Regions from separate parts of the Homo sapiens genome. Here all the other regions are linked to region 2. Evidence: chromatin contacts called from ENCODE Hi-C or POLR2A ChIA-PET data. All regions are on one chromosome and are shown on one strand. Each heading gives the region's core, a stretch centred on a gene start or an enhancer-like site at or near the end of the contact. The rest is flanking DNA. Distances are from core to core; before and after follow the strand shown.

Region 1 (3,151 bases), core at 584-3,083, 770 kb after region 2:
TACTTAGCAATTAGTATTTCTATATCATCACCATCAGGTAGCATTCAGATGCCCATCGTGCACAAAAAATGAGTTCGGTTTTGTTGTGGAGGCACTCAGCAACTTTAGCAGATAAATATTTAAGTCATTGCAAATTTATCTGCAATATCTATAGAAAACATCTTTCCTATACTAGTTCAAATAGAGTACTTTGAATTGCGTATGTGGCTATTTATGCCTCCGGGGTGGGGGGGCGGTGGGAATTAAAAACCCGGAAACATTTCGCCAGAGCTCAGGGCCTCAATTTATTTTAATGCATGGAAAGAGTTTATTAAAAGTGAACCTCAAATTACTGAGGTTTTGCCTTCTTTTATTGTATGATTTTTAAAGTATTTGCCATACTAGTAAGAGTTCTGCAGAGAAGTGACATGTGGGAGTAGAGATTGTCTGGGTCAGACTAAATCAGCATTTCTTTGGCACAGGCTTGTCTTGGGCCGTCTGCCTGAGCCGACTGTATGTGTGAGCTGCAAAACAGAAAAAAGCTGTTGAGAGTCTTAGCCCAGGCTAAGAGCCCATTACCCCCATTTTGTTATTTCTGCCTGCAAACAGCAGTTCAATTAGCTTTTCTGGTGATAAAAGATAAAGATTTATTGTACCCCATATACAATTGAAATCAGAATTTCACAGGAGGGTCACAGTCATTAGAGAAGTTTTGGAATACTATTCTCCTAATAAGCACCATATGGGTTGTTGCTGTTATAATTTAACACCTACTAAGCAGGCATCTCATTCTAGGCTTTGAACAGCTGAGAGGCTAGCTCCTACCTTTTGTGCAGCTTAAAGTCAAAGCCACAGGTAGGAAATGTCACTTTGCTTGGTTCAAGACACGTATTGACAAGAGTTAACCACGAGTTTGTTTCCTTCCAGTTTATCTTACAAACCACAGTAAAATTCTGACATAGGAACACAGTCCGAAGTCCAAAGTGCTTTCGCACAATAAGTTCATTATGCCCAGCGTGCAATTCATGCATCAAGGGGGCCGCCGGACCCCATTATCTTTATACAAATCAAGAGGCCAGTTGGAACAAGGAGGCTGGTCAGAATGGTCAAATTGTAGTTTTTCCCTTTCTTTTTTAAAAAATTTATTTTTTCACTTTGTATCGTTGTTCAGAATGGCACTTTTTAAAAGGAAGAAAGCCTCCAGCCCTGCCAAGCTCTGTTTACTCCACGGGAAGGAAAGGGGAGGAGGCTCCCTCACTCTCCAACAGCCTGGAGCCCACAAGGAGCCCTTGCTGCGGTTTCCAAGGCGGCCCCCTGACTTGCGCCGCGCCTCTATTCTAGAACTTTTCCCGGGCTGGAGCAGCGCAGTCTCCGCGCGCCCGGCTCTGCGCACGTGGAGCCGCGCGACCCCGGGCGGGGCGGGGCGGGGCGGGGCGGAACGGAACGGAACGGGACGGGACGGGACGGGGCGGGGCGCGGGCCCGGAAACGGGAAACGGCCCGGTGCGCCCCGCCCCTCCGCTCCGCCGCCCAGTCCTGGCCCCGAGCGCCAGGCCAAGCCAGCGCGCCAGCTGCCGGGCTATAATTAGAGGGACCGCAGCCCGGGCCCGGCCACCTCCTCGCGCCCCCCGCCCGCGTTCCCGGGGAAGAATGTGCGAGTGCGCGCGAGGGCCCGAGTGCGCCGCCGCCGGCGCGCTCTCTGGAGCAGAGACCGCGTGGTGAACCAAATAAAGTAAAAGGTCTGGCTCCTGCTGGGCGAGGCCGAGCGAGGAACGTGCGCGCCAGAGCAGGGGTGTGGCGAGCCCTCGGTGGCCCAGAAAAGATCAAACGCGCGTCAGCAGCAGCCGTGGCTGCCGCCTGCAAGGGTCCCTGACGCGGGCCGGGCTGTACAGGGTGGATTTTCTAAGTTGGAGATGGCGCATGACAAGAGCTGCCCCAAATCAAATGTCACTCCCTTTTTGGAAATCATGATGCTGCTTTTTTTTTTTTTTTTTGGCTGCAGCTATAATAAGCCAAATGTTCCGTGCTGGTGAAGTAAACACGCGTGTTTAAGAAGCATCTGTGTTAGCACTAATGGATGGTGCATGCTAATAAAAATGTATTTATTAAGCAAACCTCAGGACATGCCCCTATGGGAACTGCCCAGAGTACTGTTAACAACTGACTGCCTGAAAATGAGTTTACTTTCTATCAAGAAACTTTTATTTAAATTTGAAGAAAAAAGTTTTTCTTTGATCATAGCATTGTTGTGCACCTGAGGTTCTACCCAATTAGTTAACTGCTAATTTTTATTAATTATTCCCTTTAATACTCTGCAGTATTTTCTCAAAAAATGAACAGCATGACCCCTGTCACTTTAAAAAACTGACATTAAACTATTTCTCCATCACCAGCCTTGGAGTTGGGGGGGCAGGGTGCTGGCTACCAGAAGTAGCAACTAGATTGTGGAATAAGTATTGTGTAATAGTTTTAGTGATTGTTTAAAAGTGAATGAACCGGTGAATGGATAGGAGGCTAGAAAAAAAAAAAAAAGCCTTGCTTCAGGCTTGTGAATTCCTAGACACAACCCTACCCAAAGACTTCCTTCACCAACATATTTTTCTTTCTAGATAATAGGCACAAAAACCATTTAGAAGTTTGAGATGGAAATCATGCAATGCACTCTGCTCTTTATATATGTTACTGAGGAATCTGGAAGCTTTTCCGGGTTGAAATGCAATTCCTAGGAAATTATTCTTGCTCTTTTCCTGTGGCTGTTTTTAACACAGCAGCAATGCAATTTCAGTGGCTCTGCTCCTTCACAAAGACCTTTGAGAGGGAACTATGCTGAGAGATGCAAATTCAAGGTTTTCTGAAAACACCTCAGAATTGTCCAGTTCTGCCCCCAGATAAAACCACTAGAATAAAGGTCAGGAAATCTCCAGATGTTCTTGGGACTTGCGCAGTCATCTCAGGTAATTCAATTAGCTTTTGTGTCTGTTTTGCAATTATTAAAAAAAAATATAGGCCAGGCACAGTGGCTCACGCCTGTAATCCCAGGACTTTGGGAGGCCGAGGCGGGTGGATCACCTGAGGTCAGGAGTTTGAGATCAGCCTGGCCAACATGGTGAAACCCTGTCTCTACTATATATACAAAAATTAGCTGGGCGCCGTGGTGCATGCCTGTAATCCCA
Region 2 (3,146 bases), core at 322-2,821:
AGTCCATAGGATTTGCTGATATATATGGAAGAGATTAATCAGGGATGATACCAAAGATTTTCATCTAGACAAATATTTCAGTAGTGACAATGAATGTAAATCCAATAAACCTGCTAGTCAAAAGGCAGACTGGGCTGGGCACGGTGGCTCACACCTGTAGCCCCAGCACTTTGGGAGGCTGAAGCAGGTGGATCACCTGAAGTCAGGCCTTCAAAACCAGTCTGGCCAACATGGCGAAACCCCATCTCTACTACAAATACAAAAAAAAAAAAATTAGCTGGGCATGGTGGCACACACCTGTCATCCCAACTACTCGGGAGGCTGAGGTGGGAGATATGCTTGAACCTGGGAGGCGTGGTTGCAGTGAGCTGAGATTGGGCCACTGCACACCAGCCTTGGGCGACAGAGCAAGACTCCATATCAAAAAAAAAAAAAAAAAAAAAAAGCAGGCTGTCCACTTAGATTAAAAAAAAAACCCAGAGATATGCTGTTTACAACAGTATATAAAATATGAGCATACAGAAAAGTTAAAACTTAAGAATATGAAAAACGTTTGAAGCAAGTATCAAAACACAGCGGCCGTGGCTAAATTAATGCCAGAGAAAAGAAAAGTCTTCTCTCTTCATCTCTACCTCCACTAACTTTCTCTAACAGTTTGGCAATTTGTTAACCCCGTCTTCCTGCCAGGACTGCTTCTCTGAGGATAAGGCTGTCACACCATCATTTGGATCCACCCACAACTTAGAACAGTCCCCATTTGGTAGTAAACACCAAGTAAAAATAGTTACTTTAGGCCGGGCGCGGTGGCTCACGCCTGTAATCCCAGCAGTTTGGGAGGCCGAGGCGGGTGGATCATCTGAGATCAGGAGTTCGAGAGCAGCCTGGCCAACATGGAGAAACCCTGTCTCTACTAAAAATACAAAAATTAGCCGAGCGTGGTGGCACGCGCCTGTAATCCCAGCTACTCGGGAGGCTGAGGCAGCAGAATCGCTTGAACCCAGGAGGCGGAGGTTGCAGTAAGCCGAGATCAGAGATCCGCGCCACTGCAGTCCAGCCTGGGCGACAGAGCAAGACTGTCTCAAAAGAACAAACAGTTACTTTAAGTGCTCTCCACCTATTTAACGTTATTTCTCTGTCATCACCAATGTTAACTGATTCGGAAGGACGAGGCTGTTCCTCTAAGGTGACACCTTGTAAAAGTCGTTGGTCGCCTGTACCATTTTCACCTCTTCCAAAGTGACATGCCAATTCTCTGAGAGAAGCTTAAAATGCTAGAGATCACGTGCGGCTACTCCTAAATAAGGCCTTCCAGGAGGCGCAGGGTGGCCCCAACCCAGCCGGCTGGACCGCCTCCCAGCGCACGGAGCAGGCAACGCCCGGCTCTGGCAATCTGGGAAGATTCCAGGAAAGGAAGAAAAGGCCAAGAGCACTGCAGGGTGACGCACCGGCCAGGAATGCTCGTTCCGAAAGCTCCCCGAACCTCTGAAGCTCACCTGCCCGCGGAGACTCCAGGTGTTCCCAGCAGCAGCCCCTCCAGCCAACTGCCCAGCAGCGAAGCTTGAGGCTCTGGCCGGAAGTGCTGTAGGAAGTCCCGCCTCCACCGGAGTGAGGTACGGCTGCTGGAGCATAGACGAGAATGTCAGCGACAGTATTGGAGGCCAGAGGAGTGGTCAGCCCACCCAAGCCCCGCCTCTGGGCGGGGGCCCAAGCGATTTCCGAGTGCTGAAACCTGGGATGACAGAGCAGCCCAGGGAAAGCGCGTGTTCCAGTTTACTAGATACCACAGAAGTGAGTTACAAATCCTGTAAGAGGTTCAGTTCCATGCGTATTGAGAGTCTACCACGTAGGCAGCATGCGGTGGTCAAAGAGAAGAATATAGTGTTGATACCGCCAAAACTAAAAAAAAAAAAAAAATTACCTAGTTAAAGCATAAGGCAGAATGAAAGTAAATGCAGTGATAGAAAAAATAATAGAAAAAGCAACTATCCTAGACATGTTAATTTCTGTTGAAACCGCCTTTGCAAAATTTTGACAGTAAGAGAAATCTGACATGGTTTACTCCTATCTTGATTCTAGCCTCACAGACTGGCTGTCTTTGCTCATTCCTGGGCACAGGACAAACTAACTTTGGGAGAAATTTAGTTTATAGTTTAAATGATAATAACCCTTCCCCAAAACTGCCCTTTTAAAACTAAATGAAAGGCCACCAAGTTAGGAGAATGAGAGGGTCCTGAATTCTTCTAAGTTGTAATTGTAGTTAAATGATTACCACCCATTATTCCACAGGTCACAAATTCGCATCTTCCCCAATCATTCCTGCAGATAACATCACTGTTGTAGAACCTAAGATTGGCCTTTTGAGATGTCTTTTCAGGTTTTTGCATTTCTGACAAGTGGATGGCCCCACCCTGACTCATCAACCTGGGGATCCACGAACCAACTCAGTGCAAGAGGACAGCTTCTACTTCTTATGATTTCACCTCTGACCCAACCAGTCAGCACTCCCCATTCCCTGGCCCCGTACCTGTCAAACTATCTGAAAAACCCCCTAACCTCTGAGCCTTTGGTGAGATGGATTTGAGTAACAACTCTGTCTCCCACGTGGCATGGCCAGCCTCGCGTCAATTAAACTTTCTTTACTGCAATGCCATGGTTTCTGTCAATTAATTTTGTTTGTGCAGCAGGCAGAAAGAACCCATTGGTGGATACCACAGACTCCACAACAAGAGCAGTTTGGGTAGAGTGAGTGTTAGCATTCCAAAACCAGACTGAAGTGAGGTGAAGTGGAAAGGAAATTGAGGGAGCAAAGCCAAATGACTCTTCCAAGAAGTGACCTTCTAATTGTCATATTAAATGGACACAAACAGTCAGTATCCTGCTGGATGTCTCTACTGTTTTATACTTTGATAGTTCACTCCTTGAAACTAGAAACTAGATATTACAGTGATTGTTTTTTCTTTGGAAGAGGGGATTAAAAACCACATTGGAAATCTGATAAAAGCTATCTACCTACACACAAATTTTGCGTATGATTTCAAGGACTGATTAATCCTTTGAAGCCCATGAATAGGCCTCAAAGGAATCCATGGATCCCAAACTAAGACTCTCCTCAGCAGGGCACGGTGGCTCACACCTATAATCCCAGC
Region 3 (3,154 bases), core at 596-3,095, 970 kb after region 2:
CAGCCTGGGCAACATGGCAAAACCCCGTTCTCTATAAAAATAATAATAATAAAAAAAAGTTAGCGGGGTATGGTGGCATGCACCTGTAGTCCCAGCACCTCGGGAGGCTGAGGTGAGAGAATCACCTGAGCCCAAGAAGTTGAGGCTGCAGTGAGCGGAGATTGCACCACTGCACTCCAGCCTGGCAACCGAGTGAGACCCTGTCTCAAAAAAAAAACAAACAAACAAAGTCCAAATGTGGATAGGATGATACATTAACATATATTACATCAGAGTGGTAGGTTTACTGGTGTCTATAATTTTCTTTACCTGAATATTCGGAATATTTAAAATATTTCATGTCTTTAACTTTTCAAAAAATGGGTGATGAAGGTGAGACAGAGTCAACTTATTTAGAAAATTCTCTCAAAAAATAGTATATTAGAAAGTTCAACAGCTAGTGGTGGGGGTGCTGTCAAAAGAGGGCTTCTGTTTCATTTTTGGTAACATTAGTTGTTTTTAAGTGATACTCATAGTCAGGAAGTTGAACAGTGCAGAAAGGCATCGAATGAAAACGAGACAGTCTCCTTCCTTCTCCCACCAAAGGTGAAACTCCAGTAAACTTGCTTTTCTTTTAACAGCTACCTAATATTCCATTTGCCTTAGGATATCGCTTGAGTCCATTACTGATGGACACTTTAATAAGGTTTTGTTTTGTTTTTTAAGACTAGATACAAAAGCCCTTTTGAAAAGGCTGAAGGAAAGGCTAGAATAGAGAAGAGGGGAGATGCGGAAGTTGGGGGAGATAGGGCAAAACCCAGGGGAATGGGATCTGTTGCGGGGCAGGGTATTGCCCTTTGAAGAGAGACTCTTGACAGTGAAGGAGAAAAGAGGACAGGTGGGTAAGGAGGTGGCAGGAAGAAGAAAGATCTCTCACTCCTGTCTCCTGTGATGTGTGAGGCATGGCTGTCTGCTGATAGTGAGAGGGTTGGGGAGGGCATAGGAACTCCAGGGAGTGAAGAAGACACACTGGTCAGGGCAGGAGCGTGATCTTGCCAGAAAAATGTCTTGAAATTGCTGCTTAGTTTATGGGTTGATGATCATGAATTTTATCTGAAACCTGCCTGCCATATTGTATAACTTTTATCCCTACCTTTTTTGCCTTTTAAAACATAAACTTGACAACAGATGTTTTAAAAATTTAAACGCTGCTCATAGTAAATTTGTTTGGTTTGTGAAAGTAGGTACAACTTGGCTGCATGGTATGAGTCTTTGGAGTAGAAAAGGTGACTTTTATGTAATGGTTTTCTCTCCTGGAAAAAAGAGTTTTCTGCCAGACATAGGTTTAAGGTTCCATTTCAAAATGTGAAATTTATTAAGTGTCAGTTTTTAAAGTATGTATTGATCTTGGAGAGGTGTGTATAAATCTTAGGATAAAGTTCATAAAATTTTCTGTTCCTTCTCAACTCTGCAGCCACCCTTTAAGATACTGAATTGATTCTCCCCTCACCAGAGTTGTTTCATTTGTCTGTGGCTCATACCATATTTTTAATCCTTAGGAATGCCAAGAAGAATTGGCAACGCATTCAGGAGCATTTCTTTTTTGCAACATTTCACCCACTCAAGGATTATTGTCTAGAGGTGAGTAGAGAATATCATTTGTAAATTCTCTATTGTATCTTTAATCCTGATGCTTCCTTTCTGCTTTTGTTGAAGGGTTGTGATTAGGGTAAAGTTTTTTTCTTGCTTACAAACATCACCTTAACATTTTAAAGTTCTAAGTTTAACTTTGTCACTTTATGCAGATGACTTGCTTTCATTTCACTCTTAAGCAGTGAAAATTGGCTAGTCATTTTCACTTTCTATTTCTCAGGCAGTGTCTGGCTTGTAAACAATGGAAGGGAATATTTAACTCTAAACAGAAATCTGTTCTGACATTAAAAGGAAATGAGTGAGAACATTTGTGCAGGTGAGATTTCATTGTACTGAAGCCCATTGTTAATGAAAGAACAAAAAGATATACTTTTTTGTTAATGGCAATTTTTAGGTTCTGGGTAATGAGAATTGTATAGGAGATGATACATCACCTCACTGACTGTAACAAAATGTGCTTATATAATTTTAAGAACCATAAACATGCTTATTATGATTAACATGTAAATTAATTCAATATGTAAATCATTAGACATTGCATAAATTATGATACCTTCTCCCTTTTTCAACTGTAATTATAATGTGCTGCCCTTGAATTTAAATCACTGACCTAGGGCTTTTCCTCTGAAGAACTTATAAGTTATTGGTAACTTAAGCTGCTGTGCATAAGCAATTTTTTTGGTGGATTACTAAGATTATTGATAAACTGATCTGTAAAAAAGTATAGATCTATATATTGCAAGATATGCATCCTAGAACACTAATGTGTATTTTCTGCTGCTTCACTGCAAATATCATTTAGGATTTTTCAAAGATTTTAATATGCTCTGCTCTGTGTTCTTTAGCGCCCAGAATGCTTTGTCCGGCATCTTTCTGCAGGACTCCTCTAGTCACTCTAGTGTTAAGTCAACCTTTTTCTATTCAGTCTTCCAACAGGAGTAAGTCCTTTGCCTCCCTCCTGCCCTCCCTCATCCTTACCTTTGACCACCTCACTCTCATATGTTTTATGATTTATTCTCCAGTCATGAAATGAATTAAAGGTGTATGTGTAAATAAAATAATGGGGCTTAATTGTTCATAGGAACTGTATCTCTTCATGTATTTGTTTTTTTTTTGTTTTTATTTTATTATTATTATACTTTAAGTTTTAGGTTACATGTGCACAATGTGCAGGTTAGTTACATATGTATAAATGTGCCATGGTCGTGTGCTGCACCCACCAACTCGTCATCTAGCATTAGGTATATCTCCTAAAGCTATCCCTCCCCCCCTCCCCCCACCCCACAACAGTCCCCAGAGTGTAATGTTCCCCTTCCTGTGTCCGTGTGTTCTCATTGTTCAGTTTCCACCTATGAGTGAGAATATGCGGTGTTTGGTTTTTCGTTCTTGCGATAGTTTACTGAGAATGATGATTTCCAATTTCATCCATGTCCCTACAAAGGACATGAACTCATCATTTTTTATGGCCTCATAGTATTCCATGGTGTATATGTGCCACATTTTCTTAATCCAGTCTATCATT
Region 4 (3,076 bases), core at 544-3,043, 630 kb before region 2:
TCGAGACCAGCCTGGCCAACATCATGAAACCCCGTCTCTACTAAAAATACAGAAAATTAGCTGGGCGCAGTGGCAGGCGCCTGTAATCCCAGCTACTTGGGAGACTGAGGCAGGAGAATCGCTTGAACCCGGGAGGCAGAGGTTGCGGTAAGCTGAGATTGCACCACTTCACTCCAGGCCGGGCGACAGTGATATTCTGTCTCCAAAAAAAAAAAAAAAAAATCTCAAAGCCAGCAGAGACCAGGGACTGTTCACTGCACCTGAGTGACCTTGTCCAGAGATGTGTGTCCCAGAGGTGCATGCTCAGAACCCGTGTAGGCCCTGGGAGTAGCTGCCTCTGTAGTGGGGCGTGGACTCTGTGCAGGAAGATGCTGAATAAATAGCACCTTCCCAAACAAGTTCCATTCTGAGTAGCCCATGGGTTCTCCCACGGTTGCATGTCGTCTCTTTCCAGAGAGTCTTGACATCTGTGAGCACCTCCCCTCTCTCCACTCTATTGAGTATATGAGAGGCTACAATTGTCATTTATTTGAATGAACACAGAGAAACCAATTTAATCAAGCAAGGGAATGGAATGCAAATCCAAGGTCAAGAATGTACTTTCTTCTTAGTTCTCCTTCTTGTAAACCAAAAAGTATCTGAGACAGGTCTCAATCAATTTAACAATTTATTTTGCCCAAGTTAAGGAGATGCCTGTGACACAGCCTCAGGAGGTCCTGATGTCGTATGCCCAAGGTGGTCAGGCTACAGCTTGGTTTTATAGATCTTAGGGAGACATAAGACATCAATCAATACAGGTAAGATGTATGTTGGTTTGGTCCAGAAAGGTGGGACAACTGGGAGCCAAGTGTAGGAGGGAGAGCTTCCAGGTCATAGGCAGATTCAAAGATTTTCTGATTGTCAATTGGTTGAGTTATTATCTAAAAACCTGGAACCAATAGAAAGGAATGTCTGGGTTATGATAAGGGCTTGTGGAGACCAAGGTTTAGTCATGCAGATGAAGCCTCCAGGTAGGCGGCTTCAGAGAGAACAGATTGTAGATGTTTCTTATCAGACTTAAAGAGTCTGTTCTGCCAGGTTTTGTTGTTGCTGTTGTTGTTGTTGTTGTTTTAATTGAGATAGAGTCTCGCTCTGTCACCCAGGCTGGAGTGCAGTGGCGCAATCTCAGCTCACTGCAACCTCCACTCCCTGGGTTCAAGAGATTCTCGTGCCTCAGCCTCCCAAATAGCTAGGATTACAGGCGCCCATCACCACGCCCAGCTAATTTTTGTATTTTTAGTAGAGATGGGGTCTCACCACATTGGCCAGGCTGGTCTCAAACTCCTGACCTCAAGTGATCCACCCGCCTCAGCCTCCCAAAGCGCTGGGATTACAGGCGAGAGCCACAGGGCCCGGCCTGTTCTTTCAGTCTTAAGGTCCATGTTGATGTTAATGGTAATGAGACGTGGCCAACCCTCCCCTTCCTCTCATGGCCTGAAGTAGTTTCATAGGTTGACTTTGGAATGCCCTCGGCTGAGAGGAGGGGTCCATTCCGATGGTAGGCGGACTTGGAATTTTATTTTTGGTTTACACTCTGTTTCATTTTCCTCTCATTCTCTTTGTCCCCCCACCTTGAGAAAAGTCACCCCAGACTTCCTGCCACTCCTCAGATAAGTATCAGGTCTTGAATGCTTTCTTCCCTAGCAGCTCGAACTAGATGAGTAAGAAGACGCTTGTCTGAGTCATCAATGTATCAACCAGAAACAAGCTCAGGAAATGCGTCTTTAGCATCCCCACTACCCCCACCCCATCCACCAGGCCTTTAATGGAAAGTTTCCCATGGGGGCCAGGGACACTCAGCAGGGGACTCTCCCTAGAGCCCCTGGGCTGCTCCCACTGTCTGCTGGCCCAGAAAGTCCACCGAGATCACAGCTTTTTATAAACTCACTTGAGATTCTATTTCCTGAGTACAGTTGAGGTTCCCCCTCCTTTTTACAAGTTCAAGATACAGTACTTCAAAGTTCCACTGTAAATTCTAGAGCCCTTGAGATTTTCTATGCTGACCAAATACTTTGTTAACACAACTCTGTCGGCCACATAAAATGGAACAACGCTTACTGCATGAAAAGTTTTGTTTGGTTGACAGCACACAGGACACCAGTTTTGTTTTCTAACTGGAAAAGCACCACCACATGCAGATGTGATTGGTAGGAAAATGGGGCTCTGGATGCACAGGTAATTTTGGTGAATGAGCTAAGGTACTGTGTGTACATCGCTGTTGTCGTAACAGGTTCAATGTGAGGGAGCCGTCTAAGCACTGGCAATGTGGACGCCAGATGCCAGACCAGAAGGGCGGGGCTAGACCACAAACCCAGAGACCTAGGTTCTCGTTAGAACTGAGCCACCAACCAGTGCTGTGGCCTGAAGGAGTCTCTGAGCCACCAACCAGTGCTGTGGCCTGAAGGAGTCTCAACTTCTCTGAGTTTCAGTTTTCTCATTTGGTGTAAAAACTGCAGTTGCTTATCACATAGGATTGCAATGAGAATCAAATGAAACATATCTGTGAATGGAAACAGCTTATATGAAAACTCTAAAACCCTATGCCAACGTAAAATTTTGTGGAAGTAAACACGTTTTACATTCAAGAGTGAACAAAACCAGATTTTTTTTTTTTGAGACAGAGTTTTGCTCTTGTCGTCCAGGCTGGAGTGCAATGTCACAATCTTGGCTCACTGCAACCTCTGCCTCCTGGGTTCAAATGATTCTCCAGCCTCAGCCTCCCGAGTAGCTGGGATTACAGGCACCCGCCACCACACCCAGCTAGTTTTTGTACTTTTAGTACAGACGGGGTTTCTCCATGTTGGCCAGGCTGGTCTCAAACTCCTGACCTCAGGTGATCCACCCACCTCGGCCTCCCAAAGTGCTGGGATTACAGGCGTGAACCAACGTGCCCAGCCAGACATTTTTTATTCTAACCAGATGGCTTGCTTGTATCTTTGTTTGGTGCTTCCTACTTCAAATGTTTTGTTTTGTTTTTTATATTAATTAGCCTCTGGGACAAAAGAAAAGCATGCATGGTTTTGTCTTGCTGGGTTCA

What was found. Hi-C counts contacts between places; a loop is a spot of excess contacts on that map. ChIA-PET counts read pairs that join two places held with the same protein, here RNA polymerase II (POLR2A). Pooled maps may share reads with other maps.
Region 1: a loop to region 2 is called in a pooled map, with 4 times the contacts of the local background. The contact joins the enhancer-like site here to the promoter of TBCE in region 2. A Hi-C loop is called at or near these places in 4 of 50 pooled maps. POLR2A ChIA-PET finds 5 or more read pairs at or near these places in 2 of 52 experiments (HEK293 and activated CD4-positive, alpha-beta T cell).
Region 3: a loop to region 2 is called in a pooled map, with 11 times the contacts of the local background. The contact joins the enhancer-like site here to the promoter of TBCE in region 2. A Hi-C loop is called at or near these places in 5 of 50 pooled maps.
Region 4: a loop to region 2 is called in a pooled map, with 5 times the contacts of the local background. The contact joins the enhancer-like site here to the promoter of TBCE in region 2. A Hi-C loop is called at or near these places in 1 of 37 single-sample maps with no recorded cell type and 6 of 50 pooled maps. POLR2A ChIA-PET finds 5 or more read pairs at or near these places in 1 of 52 experiments (activated CD4-positive, alpha-beta T cell).

The regions. Positions count from the first base shown.
Region 1 is chr1:234,598,498-234,601,648 of GRCh38, reverse strand. No RefSeq gene overlaps it. Among named protein-coding and RNA genes, the nearest start is that of IRF2BP2, 10 kb to the left of the region's middle. RefSeq lists silencers at 748-797, 1,198-1,727 and enhancers at 1,271-1,784, 1,785-2,298. Within about 2 kb of position 1,833, at least 40 of the 41 ENCODE cell types and tissues checked have a DNase peak (open chromatin) inside an H3K27ac peak, as active enhancers do.
Region 2 is chr1:235,365,852-235,368,997 of GRCh38, reverse strand. TBCE (tubulin folding cofactor E) reads right to left here and starts at 1,571. Exons shown (of 17, transcript NM_003193.5): 1 at 1,494-1,571. It overlaps LOC124904559 (a long non-coding RNA gene), which reads left to right and starts at 1,578. Exons shown (of 2, transcript XR_007066957.1): 1 at 1,578-1,788; 2 at 2,375-2,645. RefSeq lists enhancers at 1,272-1,611, 1,151-1,864.
Region 3 is chr1:234,399,647-234,402,800 of GRCh38, reverse strand. TARBP1 (tRNA guanosine 2 -O-methyltransferase TARBP1) reads left to right here. Exons shown (of 30, transcript NM_005646.4): 25 at 1,539-1,620. Among named protein-coding and RNA genes, the nearest start is that of COA6-AS1, 28 kb to the right of the region's middle. Within about 2 kb of position 1,845, at least 5 of the 41 ENCODE cell types and tissues checked have a DNase peak (open chromatin) inside an H3K27ac peak, as active enhancers do.
Region 4 is chr1:235,998,253-236,001,328 of GRCh38, reverse strand. All of the region lies in intron 12 of NID1 (nidogen 1), which reads left to right. Among named protein-coding and RNA genes, the nearest start is that of LINC02768, 27 kb to the right of the region's middle. RefSeq lists enhancers at 1,843-1,912, 1,953-2,002, 904-2,103. Within about 2 kb of position 1,793, at least 13 of the 41 ENCODE cell types and tissues checked have a DNase peak (open chromatin) inside an H3K27ac peak, as active enhancers do.